2 separate regions of the Homo sapiens genome follow, and region 2 is linked to region 1. Evidence: chromatin loops called from intact Hi-C (ENCODE). Cell type or tissue: IMR-90. All regions are shown on one strand. Region 1 overlaps NFAT5 (nuclear factor of activated T cells 5). Region 2 overlaps NFAT5 (nuclear factor of activated T cells 5).

Region 1 (5,000 bases):
CATTTTGCTTGGGAAATTTGGTTTGTAAACCTAAAATAGCCCTTATTTCTGGGGAAAAAAAAAAAGATGTTTAAAGTCCAGTCTAAAAGAGAATTGTGTCCATGTGTCAACTTGTCATATTCAAGTTTTCTAATTAATTTAGTTTTCTTTTAATTTAGAAAAGCAAAATTTATTAATCACTGGGTGGTATTTTCTAATGAGAAGCTTGAACTTAGTTTAAGAAAGAAGTGCTCTGACAATCTCATAGTCCTTAAGAAGTTCTGAGACTATATTGTCAGATAGCTAAATGCTAAGAGGAGAGTGTAGTTTGTAATTGAGTAGCTTTATCCTCCTGGAGATTTTTAAGCTGTATCCTATAATATACTCTTGGTCAGGTTGGGTAGTATGATTCAAGGCACTTGGAACCGTCTTGGGGAATATAGCTTGGTAATTGAACTGCTTAAGCTTATTATTAATATTTAAGCTATAGTTCCAGGCCCATTCCAGAGGTCCCCCAGCCAATGCACTTCATAAAAGGGAAGATATATCTTAATATACCAGGTTTGTATCTCATGCTACCATTGTAGCATCAAAAAAATAGACATTTAAATCATGGCTAATAACAAATTTTAGAATGAAATAGTTGGTAAATTTTGTGATTTTAAACTTTTCTTTTTGTGTGTGTGTATATGCAGCAATGAAAACTACTGGATGTAATTTAGATAAGGTAAATATTATCCCTAATGCCCTGATGACTCCACTCATACCAAGCAGTATGATTAAGAGTGAAGATGTTACTCCAATGGAAGTAACAGCAGAAAAAAGATCTTCCACTATTTTTAAGGTAAGCTGTATTGACTAGTGCACAAACCTCCTATATAAAAATTGCTGTCTTTTACTTTTCCTATTTTTTTAACATTATTTTTACTTTGGATGCACTTAATGAATTTTGCTGTAAAGAGGGAATGCTTTATACTTCAGCAAAATTGCCCACATAGTGACTTCCAATATACAAGGGAGGAATTAATATGTTGTATGAGATATTGATGAAAGTACTAATTTTAGCATTTTCAGAATTAGAGATGTTTTTATTTTTTTCCCAGTCTTTTCCCATAACTTTCTGTTTCTTTTTTTTACTTGTCTTATCCCCTGTAATGTTACTGAGGAGCCACAAAATTGAGATATTTTGATACCTGCTCTTCATGAACCATAAAATTACTGTGTTCTGATTACCCTTAATTCACCTAAGCATATCAATAGCCGATTATTCTACTTCCTTGTTTGACTATCTTTGCTTGTCGTACTTTTAAAAAATATATCTCAAGGAAAATGAGACATCATGTTATGGAGAATTGTAGTCCTGTACCTGTTTTCTAAATGATAATAATATAGAGTGGAAAGCTGGTCCTGCATATATTTTTAGAGCAATAGTGATTTTTGATGTATGTTACAAACTTGTTTAATGTTTATATATTCATAATATTTGGGGATTTTTATTTTTTAGACTACAAAGTCTGTTGGATCAACTCAGCAAACATTAGAAAACATCTCAAACATAGCAGGAAATGGCTCTTTTTCATCACCATCATCTTCCCACCTACCTTCTGAAAATGAAAAACAGCAGCAGATTCAGCCCAAGGCATACAACCCAGAGACCCTGACAACTATTCAAACCCAGGACATCTCACAGCCTGGTACTTTTCCAGCAGTTTCTGCTTCTAGTCAGCTGCCCAACAGCGATGCACTATTGCAGCAGGCTACACAGTTTCAGACAAGAGAAACTCAGTCTAGAGAGATATTACAGTCAGATGGTACAGTGGTTAATTTGTCACAACTGACTGAGGCATCACAACAACAGCAGCAGTCACCACTACAAGAACAAGCACAGACTTTACAGCAGCAGATTTCATCAAATATTTTTCCATCACCAAATAGTGTGAGTCAGCTTCAGAATACTATTCAGCAGCTGCAAGCAGGGAGTTTCACAGGCAGTACTGCTAGTGGCAGCAGTGGAAGTGTTGACTTGGTCCAACAAGTTTTAGAGGCACAGCAGCAGTTATCTTCAGTTTTATTTTCTGCTCCAGATGGTAATGAGAATGTTCAAGAGCAGCTTAGTGCAGATATTTTTCAACAAGTCAGTCAAATTCAGAGTGGTGTAAGCCCTGGAATGTTTTCCTCAACAGAGCCAACAGTCCATACCAGACCAGATAATTTATTACCTGGAAGAGCTGAAAGTGTTCATCCACAGTCTGAAAACACGTTATCTAATCAACAGCAGCAGCAGCAGCAGCAACAGCAAGTGATGGAATCTTCAGCCGCAATGGTGATGGAGATGCAACAGAGTATCTGCCAGGCAGCTGCCCAGATTCAGTCAGAGTTATTCCCTTCAACTGCTTCAGCAAATGGAAACCTTCAGCAATCGCCAGTTTACCAGCAGACTTCTCACATGATGAGTGCATTGTCTACCAATGAGGATATGCAAATGCAGTGTGAATTGTTTTCTTCTCCTCCTGCAGTTTCTGGAAATGAAACTTCTACAACTACCACACAGCAGGTTGCAACCCCTGGCACTACCATGTTTCAGACATCAAGTTCAGGAGATGGAGAAGAAACTGGAACACAAGCAAAACAGATTCAGAACAGTGTCTTTCAGACCATGGTCCAAATGCAACATAGTGGGGACAATCAACCTCAAGTTAACCTTTTTTCATCCACAAAAAGTATGATGAGTGTTCAGAATAGTGGTACCCAACAACAAGGTAATGGTTTATTCCAGCAAGGGAATGAGATGATGTCACTTCAATCTGGAAATTTTTTGCAGCAGTCTTCTCATTCACAGGCCCAACTTTTTCATCCTCAAAATCCTATTGCCGATGCTCAGAACCTTTCCCAGGAAACTCAAGGTTCTCTCTTTCATAGTCCAAATCCTATTGTCCACAGTCAGACTTCTACAACCTCCTCTGAACAAATGCAGCCTCCAATGTTTCACTCTCAAAGTACCATTGCTGTGTTACAGGGCTCTTCAGTTCCTCAAGACCAGCAGTCAACCAACATATTTCTTTCCCAGAGTCCCATGAATAATCTTCAGACTAACACAGTAGCCCAAGAAGCATTTTTTGCAGCACCGAACTCAATTTCTCCACTTCAGTCAACATCAAACAGTGAACAACAAGCTGCTTTCCAACAGCAAGCTCCAATATCACACATCCAGACTCCTATGCTTTCCCAAGAACAGGCACAACCCCCGCAGCAGGGTTTATTTCAGCCTCAGGTGGCCCTGGGCTCCCTTCCACCTAATCCAATGCCTCAAAGCCAACAAGGAACCATGTTCCAGTCACAGCACTCAATAGTTGCCATGCAGAGTAACTCTCCATCCCAGGAACAGCAGCAGCAGCAGCAACAGCAGCAGCAACAGCAGCAGCAACAACAACAGAGCATTTTATTCAGTAATCAGAATACCATGGCTACAATGGCGTCTCCAAAGCAACCACCACCAAACATGATATTCAACCCAAATCAAAATCCAATGGCTAATCAGGAGCAACAGAACCAGTCAATTTTTCACCAACAAAGTAACATGGCCCCAATGAATCAAGAGCAACAGCCCATGCAATTTCAGAGTCAGTCCACAGTTTCCTCACTTCAGAACCCAGGTCCTACCCAGTCGGAATCATCACAGACCCCCTTGTTCCATAGCTCTCCTCAGATTCAGTTGGTACAAGGGTCACCTAGTTCTCAAGAGCAGCAAGTAACTCTCTTCTTATCTCCAGCATCCATGTCTGCCTTGCAGACCAGTATAAATCAACAAGATATGCAACAGTCTCCTCTTTATTCCCCTCAGAACAACATGCCTGGAATTCAAGGAGCCACATCTTCGCCTCAACCACAGGCTACTTTATTTCACAACACAGCAGGAGGCACAATGAACCAACTGCAGAATTCTCCTGGCTCATCTCAGCAGACATCAGGAATGTTCTTATTTGGCATTCAAAATAGTAAGAAACTCTAATTTTTCATTACTTAATTGGTCATTATTATTATTAGAAGGAAGCAGAGTGCAGTGGTGCGATCTCAGCTCACTGCACCTGCACCCTCTGCCTCCCAGGTTCAGGTGATTCTCCTGCCTCAGCCTCCCAAGCAGCTGGGATTACAGGTGTGCACAACCACGCCCAGCTAATTTTTGTATTTTTGTTAGAGGCGGGGTTTCACCATGTTGGCCAGGCTGGTGTTGAATTTTTGACCTCAAGTGATCCGCTGGCCTCGGCCTCCCAAAGTGCTGGGATTACAGGCGTGAGCCACCACACCTGTCCTGTATAGTTGTTTTAAGAGTACAGATTGTAGTTAGAACTCTATCACCTATAGACTATAAGATCTTGTACAAGTTATTTGGCTTTTATGGGTCTCAATTCTCTCATTTAAAATGGTGATAATATTACATACTTTACATGGATTTGGGGAGGATTAAATATGGCAATGTATAAAAATGTGTGTTTGCCATTTTAAGCTATAAACTTAAAAGGAAAATGAAGTCAGAATGACAGATAATACCTTACCCAGTTGAAGTAAGTAGTTTCTAAGGAGGTAGAAACTCATCTTTAATGTTTATATACCAAGGAATTTATATAGGACTTTTGATATTTAAGCAAAGTTGTATTTTTAGACTGCTTAAAGGAAACCTAAGATGAATTCCAGTGCCAGTCTGTGAAAACCTTTTTCTTGGACTATCAGGTGCCTAACTTTTAGTAATATACAAGGAGAATGCAGTAATGAATTTTCCCCAACAACTAATAAATATCTTTTCATGAATCTTTACTAATCAGATAGCTTCTATTTTTAATGTTTCTGCAGACTGTAGTCAGCTTTTAAGCTTCTGTTTTCAATGTCTCTGCAGACTGTAGTCAGCTTTTAACCTCTGGACCAGCTACATTGCCTGATCAGTTGATGGCCATAAGTCAGCCAGGCCAACCACAAAACGAGGGCCAGCCACCTGTGACAACACTTCTTTCTCAGCAAATGCCAGA
Region 2 (5,000 bases), 110 kb before region 1:
TAAGTATTCCATTCTTTTTTAATCATTGTTTTTTAAGTGTTAATAAAATTATGGAAATAATTTGAAGAAAGGTTTGTCAAAATTTAGGAAAGCTCTTATTTATTAAATTTCTGTTTTATTTATTTAAATTTATTTATTAAATTTCTGTTTTTAAGGGATGGGGTCTCATTCTGTCACCCTGGCTGCTGGAGTGCAGTGGCATGAGCATGAATCACTGTAGTCTTGAACTCCTGGGCTAAAGCAATCCTCCTGCCTCAGCCTCCTGAGTAGCTGGGACTACTCAGTGTTTACAGGTGTATAACACCATGCCCAGCTAATTAAAAAAAAAAAAAAATTGTAGGGATGGATTCTTCTCTGTTGCCCAGGCTGATCTTGAACTCTTGGCCTCAAGTGATCCTCCCATCTCATTCTTCCAAAATGCTGGGAATACAGGTATGAGCCTCAAGGCCTAGCTGAGCTTTTGTATTTAAACACAAGATTATGCATGTGTTAAGGGAAAGAAACCTAGCATATGATAAAATCTGTAAAATATTAGAATCAGTCATAGATCTAAAGCTGCAGTAAACAATAAAGAACATCTAGTGAAGTCCAGTTTTGCTTAAATAGTTATACTGGATGGTAAGCTTCTTAAGGGCATTGACTATACCTTGCATTTTTGTAACACCTGGCACAAATGCTTTGTATTTGAAAGGTTCTTGATATTTATTGAATGAAAGAGTAAATGAATGAATCCTACATCCAGAAAAGAAGGAAGGAAGGGTTTTGGAAGTTTGAGGATTGTGCTCTAGTTATATGTAACCTACAAGTAGCAAGTTTCAGTTGGAATAATAATAATTGCATTAAAATAACTGCAAATGGGGAACTAGGCCTTTAAAGAGTTGGGGCCAGTTGCGGTGGCTCACACCTGTAATCCTAGCACTTTGGAAGGCTGAGGTGGGCAGATCACTTGAGGTCAGGAGCTTAAGACCAGCCTGGCCAACATGATGAAACCTCATCTCTACTAAAAATACAAAAAATTAGCTGGGCATGGTGGTGCGCACCTTTAATGCCAGCTACTCGGGAGGTTGAGGCAGGGGAATCGTTTGAACCCTGGAGGTGGAAGTTGCAGGGAGCTGAGATCGTGCCACTGCACTCCAGCCTGGGAGATACAGCAAGACTCTGTCTCAAAAACAAAATAATAATAATTGGAACTATTTAATCTGTAAAGATAAGAATTTAGATAAATAAGATGAAAATTGAGGTGTATTTGTTCTGTGTCTCTTTTTTTTTTTTTTGACAGAGTGTTACTCTGTCATCTGGACTGCAATGCAGTGAGTAGGGTGCAGTGGTGCCATCTCGGCTCACTGCAGCCTCCGCCTCCCAGGTTCAAATGATTTTCATGCCTCAGCCTCCTGAGCAGCTGGGACTACAGGTGCATGGCACCACACCTGGCTAATTTTTTGATTTTTTAGTAGAGACAGGGTTTCACCATGTTGGCCAGGCTGGTCTCGAATTCCTGACCTTAAGTAATCCACCTGCCTCGGCCTCCCTCGGTCTTGCTATATATAGCAAGACACCATCTCTACAAAAAATAAAAAAATTAGCTGGGCATGGTGGCATGTGCCTGTTGTCCCAATTACTCAGGAGCCTCAGGCGGAGGATCCCCTGAGGCCAGGATGTCGAGGCTGAGTGAGCTATGATTGTACCACTGCACTCCAGTCTGGGTGACAGAGTAAGACCCTGTCTCAAAAATAAAATTTATTTTGGTGGTGGATGCACAGCTGTGACTCTGCTGAAAGCCACTGAATTGTGTGCTTTAAGTAGGTAAATTGTATGATATGTGAATTATATCTCAATAAAATATGTATATATATACATGTATATATATTCACAAATATAAATGTATTGGAAGGGTTTAAACAGATGGCAAGTGCTGTCAAAACAGAGTAGAATTTATGTTTTTATTTTTTATTTTTTGAGGTGGAGTCTCGCTCTGTCGCCATGCTGGAGTGCAGTGGCATGATCTCAGTTCACTGCAACCTCTGCCTCCCGGGTTGAAGCGATTCTCCTGCCTCAGCCTCCCTAGTAGCTGGGACTACAGGCAGATGCCACCACGCCCAGCTAATTATTATTATTTTTTTTTGTATTTTTAGTAGAGATGGGGTTTCACCATGTTGGCCAGGATGGTCTTGATCCCCTGACCTCATGATCCACCTGCCTCGGCCTCCCAAAGTGCTGGGATTACTGGTGTGAGCCACGGCGCCCAGCCCAATTTTTTTTTTTTTAATTGTGTGGGGCTGTCTCTCATAAAAGTAGTTTTCTTCATGCATTGCTGGTGGTAATGTAAAATGGTGCAGCTGTTGTGAAAAACAGGTGGTTCCCCCAAAAAAGTTAAACATAGAATTATATGATCCAGCAATTTCACTTATAGGTATATACCCCCAATAATTGAAAGCAGGGACTCAAACAGATACTAATGCACTAATGTTCCTAGCAGCATTATTTACAATAGCCAAAAGAAGATGGAGACAACCCAGGTGTCTTTCAACAGATGAATGGATAAATTCCAAAATGTGGTATATAAGTACAAGGGAATATTATTCACCCTTAAGAAGGAATGAAGTTCTGTTACATGCCACAGTATGAATGACCCTTGAAAACATACGCAAAGTGAAATAAGCCAGACAGAAAAGGACAAATATTGTATGATTCCATTTACATCAGGTAACCAGACACATGAGATACTTAAAATAGGCAGAGAAAGAAAGTAGAATATTGTCTAGAAAGTAGAATATTGGTTACCAGGAGCTGGGGGTTGGGGAGGAATGGGAAACTATAGTTAAATGGGTACAGAGTTTGTTTGGAGTAATGAAAAAGTTCTGGAAATGAATAATGGTAATGGTTGCACAATGTCGTGCATAGATTTAATGCCACTGAATTGTGCACTTAAAAATAGTTAAAATGGTAAATTTTATGTATAATTTACTGCAATTAAAAATGCTTTCAAAAAACAAGAAATTTTTAAGAGTAAGATGCACTACTTTTTTTTGTAAAGTTTGTGAGACATAATTGTGTGGTATGTGGAAAGGAGAATATTTTCATTTTTGCATTTAAAAGAATATAGTGTTTTAGTTGTCTGTCATTTATGGTTTTCTTCCTTCTGTTTTCAGAGAGTGTGAATTTCTGACTTTCTATGTGGGACCCAAAATCTTTAGCTTTAGATGTAAGTGAGATGACCTAAATACCACTGACTATGTTACATCTTTGATAATCAAAAACTAAATTTTGATAAGCCAGACTAGACTACAGATGACTTTGTGAAAAATTCATGAGGCGTAGACATATTAACCTTGTTTAGATTGGAATTTTTTTTTTTCTTTTTAGACGGAATCTCACTCTGTCACCCAGGCTGGAATGCAGTGGTGCAATCTTGGCTCACTGTAACCTCCACCTCCCAGGTTCAAGCAATTCTCCTGCCTCAGCCTCCCGAGTAGCTGGGATTACAGGTGCCCACCACCATGCCTGGCTAATTTTTGTAGTTTTAGTAGAGACGAGGTTTTGCTGTGTTTGCCAGGCTGGTCTTGAACTCCTGACCTCAGGTGATCTGCCCACCTCAGCCTCCCGAAGTGCTGAGATTACAGGCATGAGCCACCATGCCCGGCCTCGACTGGAAAATTTTTTGACTTTTAATATGCTTGGTTGATTCATTTTGTTGATTTCTGGAAAGCAAATGTTTGTATTTAATAGTAGCAATAGGATTGCAGTTTTCTAATAAATATCACAGAATTATGGCAGTGAGCCAAGAAGAAGAAAAGCTGTATTAGTGAAATAAGACATACTTCTATAGCTATGGAAACTGTAAACCCTACTAAGTCTGATAAAGGTATTCTCTTTGTATTTGTATTATTAGACATTGGTAGGGGTTCATGAAAACCCAAGATAACTGCTATATTAAATCTAGGTATGATTGTATTCATCAAAAGGCCTGGTTAAAAGGCACTGTTAGGTAGTTTAGTATTTGTTTTGTGTGAATATTAAAGTGCTTTTTTTTCTTTTTTTTTGAGACAAAGTCTCGCTCTGTAGCCCAGGCTAGAGTGCAGTGGCGCGATCTCGGCTCACTGCAACCTCTGCCTCCAGGTTCAATTGATTCTTCTGCCTCAGCCTCCTGAGTAGCTGGAATTACCGCCTGGCTAATTTTTTGTATTTTTTTTTTTTAGTAGAGACGGAGTTTCACCATGTTGGCCAGGCTGGTCTTGAACTCCCAACCCTCAGGTAATCCACCCACTTCGGCCTCCCAAGGTGCTAGGATTACAGGTGTGAGCCACCATGCCCGGCCTATTTTTCTTCAATTTCTCTTCTTTTTTTTTGAGATGGAGTCTGGCTCTGTCGCCCAGGCTGTAGTGCAGTGGTGTGATCTCGGCTTACTGTAACCTCCGCCCCCCTGTGTTCAATCAGTTCTCCTACCTTAGCCTCCTAAGTAGCTGGGACTACAGGCGCCGCCACTATGCCGGGCTAATTTTTATATTTTTAGTAGAGATAGGGTTTTGTCATGTTGGCCAGGCTGGTCTTGAACTCCTGACCTTAAGTGATCTGCCCACCTCCGGCTCCTAAAGTGTTGGGATTATAGGCATGAGCCACTGTGCCCAGCCTAATTTCACTTCTTATGGTCCTCAACTACTAAAGCATTTTCTATTTGAAAGAATAATATTAGATTATTGCCACAGCTGACAATTTATTTGAGAATAAATGAGAGAATAGGAATATGACTCTGTTTATTAAAGTTAAATTAATCTTAACCAGTACATTTGTTTACTGGTAAAATGCATATTAGCTGTGCACAAGTAGATTTTATGAATAAATTATTTTAGGTATAAATTAGGCACTTTGGTAATTTATAGTGCTTTCTTTTTTTTTTTTTTTTTTTTTTTTTTGGGACAGAGTCTCACTCTATTGCCCAGGCTGGAGTGCAGTGGTATGATTCCGGCTTACTGCAACCTCTGCCTCCCAGGTTCAAGCGATTC

Evidence for each region. Hi-C counts contacts between places; a loop is a spot of excess contacts. Peaks named below come from ENCODE experiments on the same cell type or tissue, not always from the same donor. Only the 100,000 strongest peaks of a DNase experiment are listed, where the experiment ranks them.
Region 2: it touches region 1 in a loop (2.1-fold over the local background); 1 of 110 quality-filtered maps calls a loop at or near these places.

Annotation. Positions count from the first base shown.
Region 1 is chr16:69,690,266-69,695,265 of GRCh38, forward strand. NFAT5 (nuclear factor of activated T cells 5) reads left to right here. Exons shown (of 15, transcript NM_138713.4): 12 at 675-823; 13 at 1,484-3,974; 14 at 4,871-5,000. Among named protein-coding and RNA genes, the nearest start is that of SNORD13H, 16 kb to the right of the region's middle. In IMR-90, no CTCF peak of the experiment used is centred here; a DNase peak (open chromatin) is centred at 1,886.
Region 2 is chr16:69,583,061-69,588,060 of GRCh38, forward strand. All of the region lies in intron 2 of NFAT5 (nuclear factor of activated T cells 5), which reads left to right. Among named protein-coding and RNA genes, the nearest start is that of NFAT5, 20 kb to the left of the region's middle. In IMR-90, no CTCF peak of the experiment used is centred here; no DNase peak of the experiment used is centred here.